2 separate regions of the Homo sapiens genome follow, and region 1 is linked to region 2. The links are chromatin contacts, found by Hi-C in ENCODE. All regions are on one chromosome and are shown on one strand. The core of a region is the stretch at or near the end of the contact, and the rest is flanking DNA. Distances in the headings are between cores, read along the strand shown.

The links. A loop is a pair of places that touch in the nucleus more often than their neighbours do. Pooled maps may share reads with other maps.
Region 1: a pooled map shows a loop between it and region 2 (4-fold over the local background). The contact joins the enhancer-like site here to the promoter of AKAP13 in region 2. A Hi-C loop is called at or near these places in 1 of 50 pooled maps.

The regions. Positions count from the first base shown.
Region 1 is chr15:85,251,954-85,258,502 of GRCh38, forward strand. It overlaps the pseudogene DNM1P45 and the pseudogene ADAMTS7P4. Among named protein-coding and RNA genes, the nearest start is that of MIR7706, 130 kb to the right of the region's middle. RefSeq lists an enhancer at 1,490-1,829. Within about 2 kb of position 4,263, at least 8 of the 41 ENCODE cell types and tissues checked have a DNase peak (open chromatin) inside an H3K27ac peak, as active enhancers do.
Region 2 is chr15:85,377,963-85,383,965 of GRCh38, forward strand. AKAP13 (A-kinase anchoring protein 13) reads left to right here and starts at 2,641. Exons shown (of 37, transcript NM_007200.5): 1 at 2,641-2,836. It overlaps MIR7706 (microRNA 7706), which reads left to right and starts at 2,634; the gene lies at 2,634-2,700. LOC124903546 (a long non-coding RNA gene) reads right to left here. Exons shown (of 3, transcript XR_007064747.1): 3 at 5,714-5,773. RefSeq lists silencers at 2,492-2,571, 2,952-3,521, 3,178-3,345.

The DNA.
Region 1 (6,549 bases), core at 3,013-5,512, 120 kb before region 2:
CCTGGACGTGTCAGCTCACCGCTACAACAGACTTAAGTCACAGAAGAAGGGGGCTGGCTTTGGGGCTGGGGGAGCCACTGTCAAGTCACAGGACACCCGCCCAGGCAGGCTTGGAAAGGGAGGTCTCTGAGAAGAGGAGGAATCTTTTTAGAGGTCGAAGTGGGGCCTGGGGCTCTCAGGACGGGATGGACTTGCCTGACCCGATCAGCTGGCAGTTGGAGAGAAAGCAGAGAGAAAACGGGTTAGAGAAAAGCCAGAGCTGGTTGAGGCAAGTGCAGAGTATGGATGCGCTGCAGCAGCTGTGGAGGGCCGGGGAGGGGAGGGCGTAGGTGTGGGCATGGCAAGGTTCCTGGAAAAGAGGGGCTGGAAGGGAAAGGGGAGGGAGATGGAGGGAGAAGCCGGAGCTTCATAGGTAGTGCCTGGGGGCTGCGGCGGCCCTCCCCACCCCACACACGCTGGCCTCTTTCATGGCACCCAGGCAGTCCACCCATAGTTCAGATGAATGCTCAGCCCCCTCGGGCTTCTCTCTTCTCTGGTCACCCTGTCTTCCAACTCACGGCCCAGGGCCACCTCTTGCTTGGGGAGCCCCACCCAACAGCCACCAGGCCTGATAGAAAGGGAACACTGCTTGAACCAAAAATGGTGAAGCTATAAGGGATGGATGACTGGAGTGAGTGCCAGAGGCCCCTCTGGGTGGTCCGAAATCCCAGGGTCCTCTGAAGGGACCCTGGGGAAGGCAGGGAGGGCAGGTAGCCGGATGCCACTGGCCATAGACTTATAAGTCTAAGAGGGGAGCCTCAACTGGTTGGCGGGGGTGGGGCTGCAGGTTGCATAGGTGAGGCTGGGCCCTTCCTGCTGGGAAAAGCAGAAGAGGGAGAGTCCATGGCAGGAGAGGCAGGTGGGCTCGCTAGGCGGAGCTCAGCTGGGCCAGCAGGCACTGTGGTCCCCTTGGCTGAATAGCACAGGCGACCCCTAGGAGCAACAGGCCAAGGTGTGTGAGCCTGCTGGTCGGCGATAGTGCTTCAGCGGGGGCCAGGGACCCTGCCTTCGGTCACACACTAGCAGCTATGGTGGTACCTGGGAGGGAGGGAAGGGGGCTGTGTGTCCCCGCCTGGCCTGTGGAGTGTGGAGTGTGTTGTGGGATGACCGTGTGCATGGGACTCTCACCTAGATACCACTGGATTGCCGACAGATAGATGAGGTGGGACCCTGACTATCAGCCCTGCTTTGCAGTGGATTTGGCTCTCAGCACTCCCAGGCTGGGAGCTGGATACCTGCCCTGGCAGCATGACTCAGACTGCACGACAGGTACGGCATGCCCAGGATGATGTTCTTAGGGACTGGTTCAGTGTGTGGGTCAGGAGCAAGTCGACAGGCCCTGCTCCTTACCCCTTGGAAGGGACTGCCACCAGGGGCAGTTCTGACTAAGGCCTGGGAACCCATGACTCAGAGCGTGGGTCCCCAGGTCTTGCTGGGCCAGCCTGGCTGCTGCAGACAGACAGGAAGCACGCCTGACGCTCCTCCACCCTCGGTCAGCACAGCGGGGCTGGGACTCACGCTAGCCTTCCCAGCAACTTGCTTTCCTGCGTGAACTCTGGCAGGCTGCCCTCTCTGTGCAAAGCCATAGCTGGGGCCTGCTCGGGGCCCTCTCCCTCTTCCACCTGCTCAGGGTGGCCTGGAACTTGGAGGTGGGCAGTCGGCACCTAGGATGGGCCTGTGTCACTAGGGCATGTGTCCTTGGGCCAGTTACTTCCTCTTAGAGCCTTGGGCTCCTCCTCTGAGAATGGGGCGTGTTGGTGTGAAATGAGGTGAGCATGTTGAGTTGAGGAGCAGCAGGACAGGCACCTGCAGGCAGCCCCCCTGGCCACGTTCCCCTCCCTCCCTTCCAAGTCCTGGGACAGACGCTCTTCACCAAGGGGTTCAGCTTCTGATGCTCTTTCTTGGTCTCAGTCCCTAAGGAGTAATTTTTTTTCTTTTCTCTTCTTTTCTTTGAGACGCAGTCTCCTCCCTCTGTCGCCTAGGCTGGAGTGCAAAGGCGTGATCTCAGTTCACTGCAACCTCTGCCTCCCAGGTTCAAGCGATTCTTCTTCCTCAGCCTCCCAAGTAGCTGGGATTACGGGTGCCCACCACTGCACCCGGCTAATTTTTGTATTTTTAGTAGAGATGGGGTTTCGCCACATTGGCCAGGCTGGTTTCAAACTCCTGACCTTAGGTGATCCGCCCACCTCAGCCTCCCAAAGTGCTGGGATTACAGGTGTGAGCCACCGCGCCCAGCCAGGAGTGATTTTCAGTGGTGTCCTCTCCATCCCCAGCATACACCCAGCCCTGAGCGGCCGCGGCTGCCACATGCAGGCTCCAGGGCTACATTTGCCTTTCGTCCAGGGTTGTCATACGCTGGAGAGTAGAATGTGAGAGGTGACCCCTGTAGGCTGCAGGGTGGCCCCTCTGAACCTTAGTGTCCCCCACCTGTAGAAGGGGCGTAACACCTTCCAGGGGGAGGGCTGAGGAGGAAATTGTCAACGGCTGAGTCTAAGGCTCACAGCCAGAGGCCAGGGTCGGATCCAGGGCTGGGCCTGGGCCTGGGAGGACAGTGTCCGCCCCTTCTCCAGCCTCCCGCCCCTGGTCAGGCCAGGACCCTCTTCAAAGCACCTTTATGCCCATCTGTTCCCTGCTGTGGGCACTACTGTCTGGCTCCATGGGACTAGATTTTATGGGAGGGGAAGGGGCTGTGGGTAGGCAGGTGCCAAGGTGCTGGACCATAGATCAGCATGGTAGGAACCTGTTGCTTGGGCTGGTGGTGGGAAAGGGGCCACCCCCAAGGCAGTGGCAATTAGCCCAGCCCTATCTCTGGGCACAGAGATGAAGGGACACGTGGGGACACAGTAGGGCAAAATTGGCCAGCCTGCTCTTCCCCTCTCTGCCCGCTTTTTTGCAGAAGAGTCAACAGATAGAACAGACAGAGCCAGGGAGGTGCCCCTGGGGGCCCCAGTCCCCACCACTCCAGGGGGCAGTCCCTGCAAGTGACAAGGTGGGCTCAATCCCTGTGGAACAGGTCTCTGAGGACCACAGAGAGGGGCCCCAGGGAAGGCTGGGAGCCTGAGCTGAAGGCAGGCAGCAAGTAAGGGCCAAGCTGTGCCCCTGCCCAGAAGACCTTCCTGCCCCCAGAACCCCACCCTCTGCAGACAGGCCTCCCTGGGCAGCAGCCCCCCGGCTTCCGAGGCCTTCCGTGCCTCACCAGATGCCATGCTCTCAGGGACTCGTTTGCTACGCTGCCCCCTGCAGATCTGCCCCAGAGGAGCAGGTGAAAAGCCGCACCTGCCGAGGTGCTGCAGCGGTGGAGTTTTGGGCAGAGGGGTCGGGGGAAGAGTTTCTCACTTTTAAGATTCCCCAAATCCAAGATGAAGTCACACTGTGCTTTAGAATGGTAGATGCTCATTTATGTAAAATCATAATAAATGTTACACAAACTGTTAGAATAAAAAAATACCTTTTTCGAGGGGGAGGAGCTCCCCAGCCTGCCGCTGGGTAGTGAGAGGGGGTTAGCACCATTAGGGCGTAGGGGTCGGGAGCTCCGCCACAGCCCGTGGTGGGCACTGAGGTCTGTCGGTCGGTCTGTGCATCCTGGCACTGTCAGTGGCGGGTGACCCGCTGATGGCCTCGGGAGGGGGCGCCGTGGCTGGGCGGAGAGCACGAGCGGCAGCACTGGGTGCGGACGGTGGGCAGCTGGCAGCGGCCCAGTAGGCGCAGTGTCTCACAGAACCCGAAGGACAGGCGGTCCCGCTCACAGCCTGGAGTGGGGGGTCAGAGAGGCATCAGAACCAGTGGTTTGGGGTACCCAGAACCTGGCTCCCCACCCCAACCACCTTAAGGAGGCTCCAGCAGCTCCCCACCAAGCAGAGAGCCCCGGTTTTTGGAGCGGCTCCCAAACCGGAGTTGCAGGTCTCCAACTGTTGGTGTCTCTGTCCCACCTACTCACGGCCGACCCCAGGACTCGAGAACGGGCGCTGCTGGGCTGAGGTTTCTGGAGGAAAGGTCCTGAGACCCCACCCTGACCCCCTCACATGACTGTTAAAGAGCCTGCCCAGGGCGACGCCCTGCCATCCCATCTCCATCCTTGCTCACCCCTGGTGTTCCCCGACAGATCCTGGCACAGAACTGCGGTCCCGGGGCCTCCTGCCAACCTGCAGCGGCCTCTGCCCCCGACTCCCGCCACCGCCCCCTGCCCCAGTGCATCTGTCCTGCCAGACCTCCGTGACCACCTCCAGCCACAGGGGCTGTACACAGCCTCGGGTTCTGAGTCACAGGTCGCATCTCCCAGGCCAGCCTCCCACTTCCCAGGTGGGCCAGGAAGCCTAGAGAGAGTGGGCCCTACAGGCTGTCAGCGGAAACCAGGGACTAAGCCCAGGCCCAGTGGGGAGGGAGGCCGGCTGCAGGCTGTGCTTGTCAGGGCTGAGGCTTGGCTGGGCCCTCCTGCCCCGTGGTTATCAGAGCTATTTTGGGAAGTGGCTTGTTTCCAGCCTCCTGGCCTTGCTCCTGATGCCACTGCCACTGCTGACAGCCCCCACCTGCCCCCTGGGCCCTGCTTACTCCAGCAGACCTCCCTGGGGAGGAAGAGCGGGAGGACAGCAGCCAGCCCTGTGCCAGGGACACCCCTCAGGCCCGGCAGAGGGCACGAGGCCGCAGGCAGGCTCCTCCACCCCAGCTCCAGGCAGAGCTCCAAAGTGCACATCTGCAGGCCTGCATCCTGGTCGCCCGGGGTGACCTCAGACAAGCTGCTTCACCTCTTGGGCCTCGGTTCCCTCCTCTGTCAACCCCACCTCCACAGCAAATGGATGTGGCCATGCTGTGTCACTGCAGCGACTGCACACTCTGGAGTTTCCCGGCTTTCCCCCTGTCCCGCCAACTGTCCCACAGACCAGCAAAACATCCTGGGAATTCCAGGTCTCAAAGTCCAAGACACCTTCCCAGCTGCCCCTCCACTGTTCACTGGTGGCAGAAAACTCCTCACTTGGGACAGCTTCTAGTTCAGCCACCTAACCAGCCCCCATAGCCCACTCCCTGCAGCCCACTCATACCCGCCCCTGGGAGACCTTGCAAGCCCAGAGCCTCCTGGGCCATCCGTCCTTGGTTCTAGGCCCCCAGGGGCCTCAGTTCCTGTTCTCTGCCCCATCTGGTCCTCATCCCCTGGGATCATAACCACCCCACTCCCTGTGGCCAGCTCTAGCCATGAAGGCGAGAGATGTGATGCCAGCACCCAGCTCAGGCAGCACACAGGAGTGCTCTGAGATGCTGGCTGGGTGCGTGCTGAGGGCAGGCAGGACAGGGTGGGGGCACTGCCACTTGGCCTTGAGGTAATGGGGTTTGTGGCAGGAAGGCCACCCCTGCCAGAGGCAGGGTAGCAAGGCATGGCAGCGAGGCATGGCAGGGGCCACTCTGAGCCCAAATGAGGGCTGCCCAGGAGCCAGCGCAGGTAGAGAAGGCTGCATTGGACAAGGGGAGAAGGCAGACTGGGGAGATTGCAGGGGGCCCCGAATGCCAGCTTGAGGGCCGTGGCTGAGGACTCTGTCCTAGGGTCAGGGGGCAGACAGCCAATAGCACAGGGGCCGCAGCTCTTCAGGCCACAGCTCCTGGATTCCTTAGACTGGCAGGGTCAGCCCCAGGCCCTCTCCCTGACCTTGCAATTGGGGATGACAGTGGCTTTGGGGGAGGGGAAAAAGCCGCCTTCCCTGAGCACCACCTGGATCCCCACGCAGTGCTGTGCCCTTCATGCCCAGACCTCACTTATGCAAGGATGGGGCTTGGCAGCCCCTTTATTCAGCACATGAAGGCCCTGAGAGGGAAATGGAGCCCAAGGCCACACAGCTGGTGAGGGGAGCCCAGGTGACACTCCAGGGCCACCCCATTTCCTGCCCTCAGCACTGCTGAGAGCAGCTGGGGCTGCAGGAAGTGTGTGAGTGTGTGTGTGTGTGTGTGTGTGTGTGTGTGTGTGTGTGTGTTGGAGGTGGGGGGTTGGGATATCCAGAACCACCTCTAGCTCAGGCCCTTCCACCAGGACCCAGCTGGCCAGGAAACCCCCCACCACTGGGATTAGCAGGACCCTGGAAGGGAGGCCCTTCCTGTGGTTCCATTGCTCACTCTAGGCAGTCCTCTGGCCAGGGAATGGACAGGCCAGGGCTGGGGAGGGGACAGGGACTCACCCAGGCCCAGTTTTCACACAGCTTCAGGGACATCCCCGGTCTCACTGTGGGAAGACTGAGACCCAGAGGGGAAAGAGCTTACCCAGGTTCACACAGCAAATCAGGGGCCAAGGCCACTCCCTCTACTCACTGGAGGTCAGAAAGCTGCCTGCGGGATGTTGTGTAGCTGGGACTTCTCTTGACTGACTCCCAGCACAGCCCAGCCTCCAGCATGGGATCCTGTGGCATCAGGATTTTCAGTGGCTCCTGAGCCCAGACTACAGATGGAGCCAGCCGGTGCCGTGGGTGCAATGGTTTGAAGACCCAATTTCCCCATCACCCTTCCCGCCCCACCTCACTTCAGCAGAGAGCT
Region 2 (6,003 bases), core at 1,391-3,890:
GACACTGCATTCCAGCCTGGACAATAGAGTGAGACTCTGTCTTAAAAAAAAAAAAAAAAAAAAAAGTCGGGTTTCAAAATAGCTACGTCAGTAGCACCTGGGAGCTTTTTAGAAATGCGGAATCCCAGATGCCACCCCAGACTTACTGAATCAGAATCCACATTTAACAAACACTCCCAGGTGATTTGTAAGCACAGTAAATTCAAGAAGTGCTAGACTCTTAACTTTTCCTGCAGCCCACTGGAAAGGTGTAAATCCTGCTGAGGCGGGGAGCAGGGAACGGTGTTGTCAGTGTCCGTAGAAAGATGACATGGTAACATTTACTGCTGCCTCTGAAACAAACAAGCTAGGTTCTAAGGGGGAAGTTCACTGGGTTATCAAATGTTAGGGTCCAAGTGATTTTCTTGGTTAGCACTCTTGCTTCACAGAAGACTCAGGTTCTTTGAGAAGTGACCGGCTCATGATAGGCTGCTTCTCTCTCTGTGCCAGCCTTTTTTTTTTTTTTTTTGAGATAGGGTCTGGCTCTGTCACCCAGGCTGGGGTACAGTGGCATGATTTGGCTCACTGCAACCTCTGCCTCCTGGGCTCAAGCAATCCTTCCACCTGAGCCTCCCAAGTAGCTAAGATTTGGGCTACCATGCTTGGCTAATTTTTGTATTTGTTAGTACAGATGGCGTTTCAATTGATGCCCAGGCTGGTCTCGAACTCCTGGGCTCGAGCAATCTGCCCTCCTCAGCCTCCCAAAGTGCTGGGATTACAGGTGTGAGCCACCGCGCCAGGCCTTGTGCCAGTTTTTAAAAATCAACAAGGACAGATTAGAGAACAGTGGAAGAGGGTGAGCAGCATGATGAAGTGATACAGAAATAATTTCACATGAAGAACTGGGCATGTTTGGCCTTTCTTTTCTTTTCTTTTTTTTTTTTTAAAGCCATTCGGTGAGGGTTACTTAAGAAAATAGGGCCGGGTGCGGTGGCTCATGCCTGTAATCCCGGCAATTTGGGAGGCCGAGGTGGGTGGAGCACCTGAGGTCAGGAGTTTGAGACCAGCCTGGCCAACATGGTGAAACACTGTCTCTACTAAAAATAAAAAAATTAGCCGGGTGTGGTGGTGGGTACCTGTAATCCCAGCTACTTGGGAGGCTGAGGCAGGAGAATCGCTTGAACCCTGGAGGTGGAGGTTACAGTGAGCTGAGATTGCACCATTGCACTCCAGCCTGGGCAACAAGAGTGAAACTCTGCCTCAAAAAAAAAAAAAAAAAAAAAAAGAAAAAAGAAAAAAAGAGAAAATATATGTGAGCACCAGAGCTCAACATTAGGAGCATTTCTGAGATTTGGAGCTATTCAACAATGGAAGTTCCTGGCACACACATCAGGTATTCACAATACCCTTTCTCAGGTGTTTGGTCACTGCTAGTGAGCCGCCTGGATCAGTGTTTCCCAAATGGCAGTCATTTGCATCTTTGCTTTTCTTTTGGGGGCGGGGGGGTAATATCCTGTACCAGATTTTTGAAAACTGACATTAAAAATACATGTTTAAAATGTGCAAAGTGCACTAAAGTGCACTGGATGTATTTTTTATTCATGTATATACTTTTGTTATCTATCACCCAGGTCAAAATACAGAACCAGCACCCCAGAGGGTTCCCTCCTCCTCCTTCCCAGCCAATAATCTTCTCCTCCTACCTAACCGCTGTTCTTACTTCAATCACTATCAACTAGTTTTACACGTTCTTCAACTGCATATAAATTGTCTCAGTTTTTTACTTAACACTTTTCTTGAAGTGCTTTCGTTTTTTGCCACTTTTTATTTGACCTAAGAAATAACATTAATGAAACAGTGGTTTGACGTGATAGGCATTTCCCTCCTAATGCGCACTAAAAACACTTAACTATTTGAAAAAAGAAGTTTCTTCGTGTACCAACTAATATATTCTCCGCCCTGTCTCCAGAAACCGCCCTTCCTCTGTGGGCCGGTGGTTACCGGCACCATTGGTACACGGACCACATTTTGTTTCCCAAAGCAACCAGATGATTTTTGAGGTCCTTTGCAGCTCGAACACGGAATGACTTTGTGGTGATCGAGTAGCCAGAAGTTCACGGAATGCACTGTCACAATTGTGATTCCGCCATAGCGCCGTGCATCCATCCAACACTTGTTTAATACCTATATTTAATACCTAATACCTTAGACGGTCCTAGGCTGTGGACACAGAAGACTAAACCCCACTTCCTGAGTTGAAGTGGGGGAAATAGAGGAGTAAATCATTTCACGATGTGTGGTTAAGTGCTGCAGCTCAGGTAACCACCAGTACACAGAGGAAGGGCGGTTTCTGGAGACAGGGCGGAGAGGAGACCGTGGGTGGGCATTTCCCAGAGCAGCCTCTGCCAGCCACCCTACTTTGATCACTTTGCCGCCGAGCAGCAGCGGCGGTCAACCTCAGCCTCCCTTAGCAACCTGAGTGCCCCGTCCAGGAGCCTTACTATTGGTCTCATGCAGCGAGATGGGCAGTTCTGCCGTGCAATCCCAGCTCGCAGTTCTTGCTCCGCGTGTACTCACGGGAGGACTCGCAGGCGTTACCGCCTTCCCGCGTGCCCCGCCCACCCTCCCGAGCGTCTTTCGGCGCATGCGCGGACTGGAGCTGTGTGCAGGGCCAGCGCGGAGCCCGAGCAGCCGCGGTGAAGCGCCTGTGCTCTGCCGAGACTGCCGTGCCCATTGCTCGCCTCGGTCGCCGCCGCTTTAGCCGCCTCCGGGGGAGCGGCCGCCTATTGTCTTTCTCCGCGGCGAAGGTGAAGAGTTGTCCCAGCTCGGCCCGCGGGGGAGCCCCGGGAGCCGCACGGTGAGAGCGCAACTTAGTTGGCGGAGTTGGGGGAAGTTTTGTGATTTGTGGGTCGGGGCGCGGAGCGCGGCCAGTCCCCTGCGGTTGCTCGGTGGGGCGGGCCCCGGAGGAGGGGCGGGGGCTGCGGGGGTTTCGGGGGCGGGCTGGACAGACGGGTCGCCGGGCGGCGCCGGGACCTCAGGTCTGCGGACCCCTCCTCCCTGCGCATCGCCCTTCTCCCGCATTGTCTGCTTGGGGCTCGGCGCGCCTCCCACTCCGCAGCCCAACTTAGAGGCCGTCGCCGCTTTCCGGGTGGGGGGCGCGCCCGGCCGCCGATGCTACCTCAGGCGCTCCGCCCCCAGCGAGGCCCCGAATCCTTGCCCCGGGTCCCCGGGTCGGCGCCGCCGGGGCGGGCTCACTCCTCCCCTGGGGCGGGCGGCCGCGGTGTGGAGTCCCCGCCGTGGAGTCCGCGCCGTGAACAAGTGCTGCGGGCGCGAGGGAGCGGCTCCCCGGGGTCGACGCGGACGGTAAACACGTCGGGCCGCGCCTGCCTGTCGGTGCCTCTCCGCGGCTTCTCGGGGGTGCGGCCCAGCTGACCCGCGCGGGTCGCAGGCGAGCGGCCCAGGAGACCCGTGCGGTCCCCACGCGCTCTGGGACCCGTGCAGCCAGCCGGCTCAGCTTGCAGCTATACTTTGATACCAAACAAAACTTTTTTTTTTTTTTTTGGTAAATACGGTTTACTGCTTTTTTTTTTTTTTTTTTTTTGCAAAGCCACGAAGTATGTGAAGTTGAAAAAAGGAAAAACCCTAAAACTTTTTAAAAAAAAATCAAGAAAGGGGGTAGATAGGTTTGTTTTGTTTTGGAAATAGTTCTTATAGCAGAGTGATACCGTCCCATTTAATTTTCTAGATCCCGGAATTCACAATGAAAATTGGATTGAGCGGTATTTTGGTGTTCATTCTTTGCTAATGACACTCCTTAATGAAGTTATTTGGAGAGTTTATTGCTTCAGTACAGTAAAAACCAGTGTGCCTTTTTTTTTGTTAGTAGTCCCCCCCACAACAAGTGTTTTATTTTTAGAAGAAGCATTTTCTTCAGTTTTTCTGAACTGTTGGATTGCGCAGATGAGGACAAACGGTGCAGTTCTTGAAAGGTCATTATTGGCAAGTTTGTGAAGAAGCTAAGATCAGTTGAGATAAATCATTGTTACTATTCTTGTATTCTGTCGTGGACTCTTGGGGATTTGCAGGCTGCATTAAGTACAAGTTTTGTCAAGTTTGGGTGCACATATTACACTTAATTTGGTTTGTGTGGCTTATTATATGAACATGATTCTGTTTCAGTTCCCCAGATGGAACTAGCTTAAATGTCTGTCATTCATAGTGGAGCAAAATGGCCAGAGTGTCATTTATTGTTAACTTCAGTTGTATTCCTTTACCATCTGCTAAATGAAAAAGAAAAATTTGAGAAATACTGTGTGTGTCAGTTTGCTCAGAGTGATTTCTCGTGCTAAGTGAGTCCTGTGGAGAAGCGTTCCTGGGCTTTTCTGGTTTGGTGGGCCTTGTGTTATAAAACCAATTTTCTTCACCTGATGAAGCTAAAGACAAATTTTCTTCAGGTACAGCCATTGCACTTTTAAATTACAGAGCCGCTTTTAGGATTCACAGTACTCGCTCCATGGCTTCCCTTCCTGGTTGTGTGGTTTTGTGTGTGTGATTGTGGGGAAGGAGGTTGACAGAGGTTGGAAGGGATTGTCAGGGAGGGACATAATGTAAGCAAGTACTACTTACAACATGACGTGACGAGTGCACTAGTTGCTTTCCTTCTCTGGGCGGTGATGGCATGTTATACTGTAGGTACTATTGTTTTAGGATTTCTCACACTTCTTTTGCCTTGACTAAATGGTAACTGCACACATACTATACTATAAATGGACTCCTCCTCTAGTCCTTTAACTCCTTGAGGGCTGTGATAGACCTTATTTAGCTTTTTACCCTCTTTGCCGGTAGTCTTAACATAGTGCAGGCACGGTACGTGTTTGAATTGGGTAAATTATTTTTACTGCCTAGTGGTAGCTAGCGTACACAGGAGAGAGCCACTAACTGGGGACCTGTCCAGAATGACAGTTCACTTGCAGATCTGTGATGACATTTACTTTAAAAGGATTTCTAACCTTTTTTTAATCTGTCAATTATTTTTTGAAAAGAAGTGGGTTTAACTAGCGCTCTAAGGATTTCAACAAGAGGTTCCAATTTAGAAATCAGCCCCCCCCTTTTTGTGAAATTATTATTGTTTTTTTTTAGAGTCGGAATCTTCACTGTTGCCCAGTTGTCTCTAACTCCTGGACCCAAGCCATCCTCCCACCTCAGCCTCCCACAGTGTTGGAATTACAGACGTGAGCCACTCCACCCAGCCAGTGAAATTATTAAAATTGTTGGACAAATCTAGTCACAACTCTCCCTCCATTGTGAAATTGGAAAAAAATTAGAAATTTTAGAAAAAAGTACACCCTTTGGAACTAGGTAGCGTTCAGATCTCCACACTTCCATTGACTAGTTGCATAGCCTCTCAGAGCTTCAGTTTCCTACTCCATAAGCGTTAGTAACAGTGTTCTTAGGAATCAGTGAAACTATGTGAGGTACTTAACTACAGTATCTAACATGGAGTAGGCAGCTATTACCTAGTAGCTGTAATGATAATAATTTTGGTACATTTTTACATGACTTAAGCATTCTTAAAAGTCTGATGCTTCTGAGTGTAGAGGTTTAGCTATTTCTTTCATAAAGAAGGGGCCTTGAGACTTGTGAGTCTTATCGAAGTCTATTTCTTCAAAGGTGCCAGATGAACTGAAGGATAATGGAAACAATAGCGAGTTTATCTTCTCAGTCACCTGTGAGTCTTCCTTTGAGAGTGGGACTTGCAGAGTGGCTTGGTAGGGTAGAGCTCTTTGTGACTATGCTATTTGGGCAACAGTGAGAGATGGATTGTTTTCAGTACATCAGTCATAAGAGGATATGAGTTCCAACTTTATTTTACCTTAGTCTTGGCAAATAAGTGTGGATTGTGTCTGTATTTCTCAAACTTGTTTAAGGTAGAGCTGGACTGGGTGTTAACAGTGTTAGTTCAGTACAGAGACATGAGCAAATCACTCACTTCCTCTTCAAGATAACACTTTAAAGGTGACACCA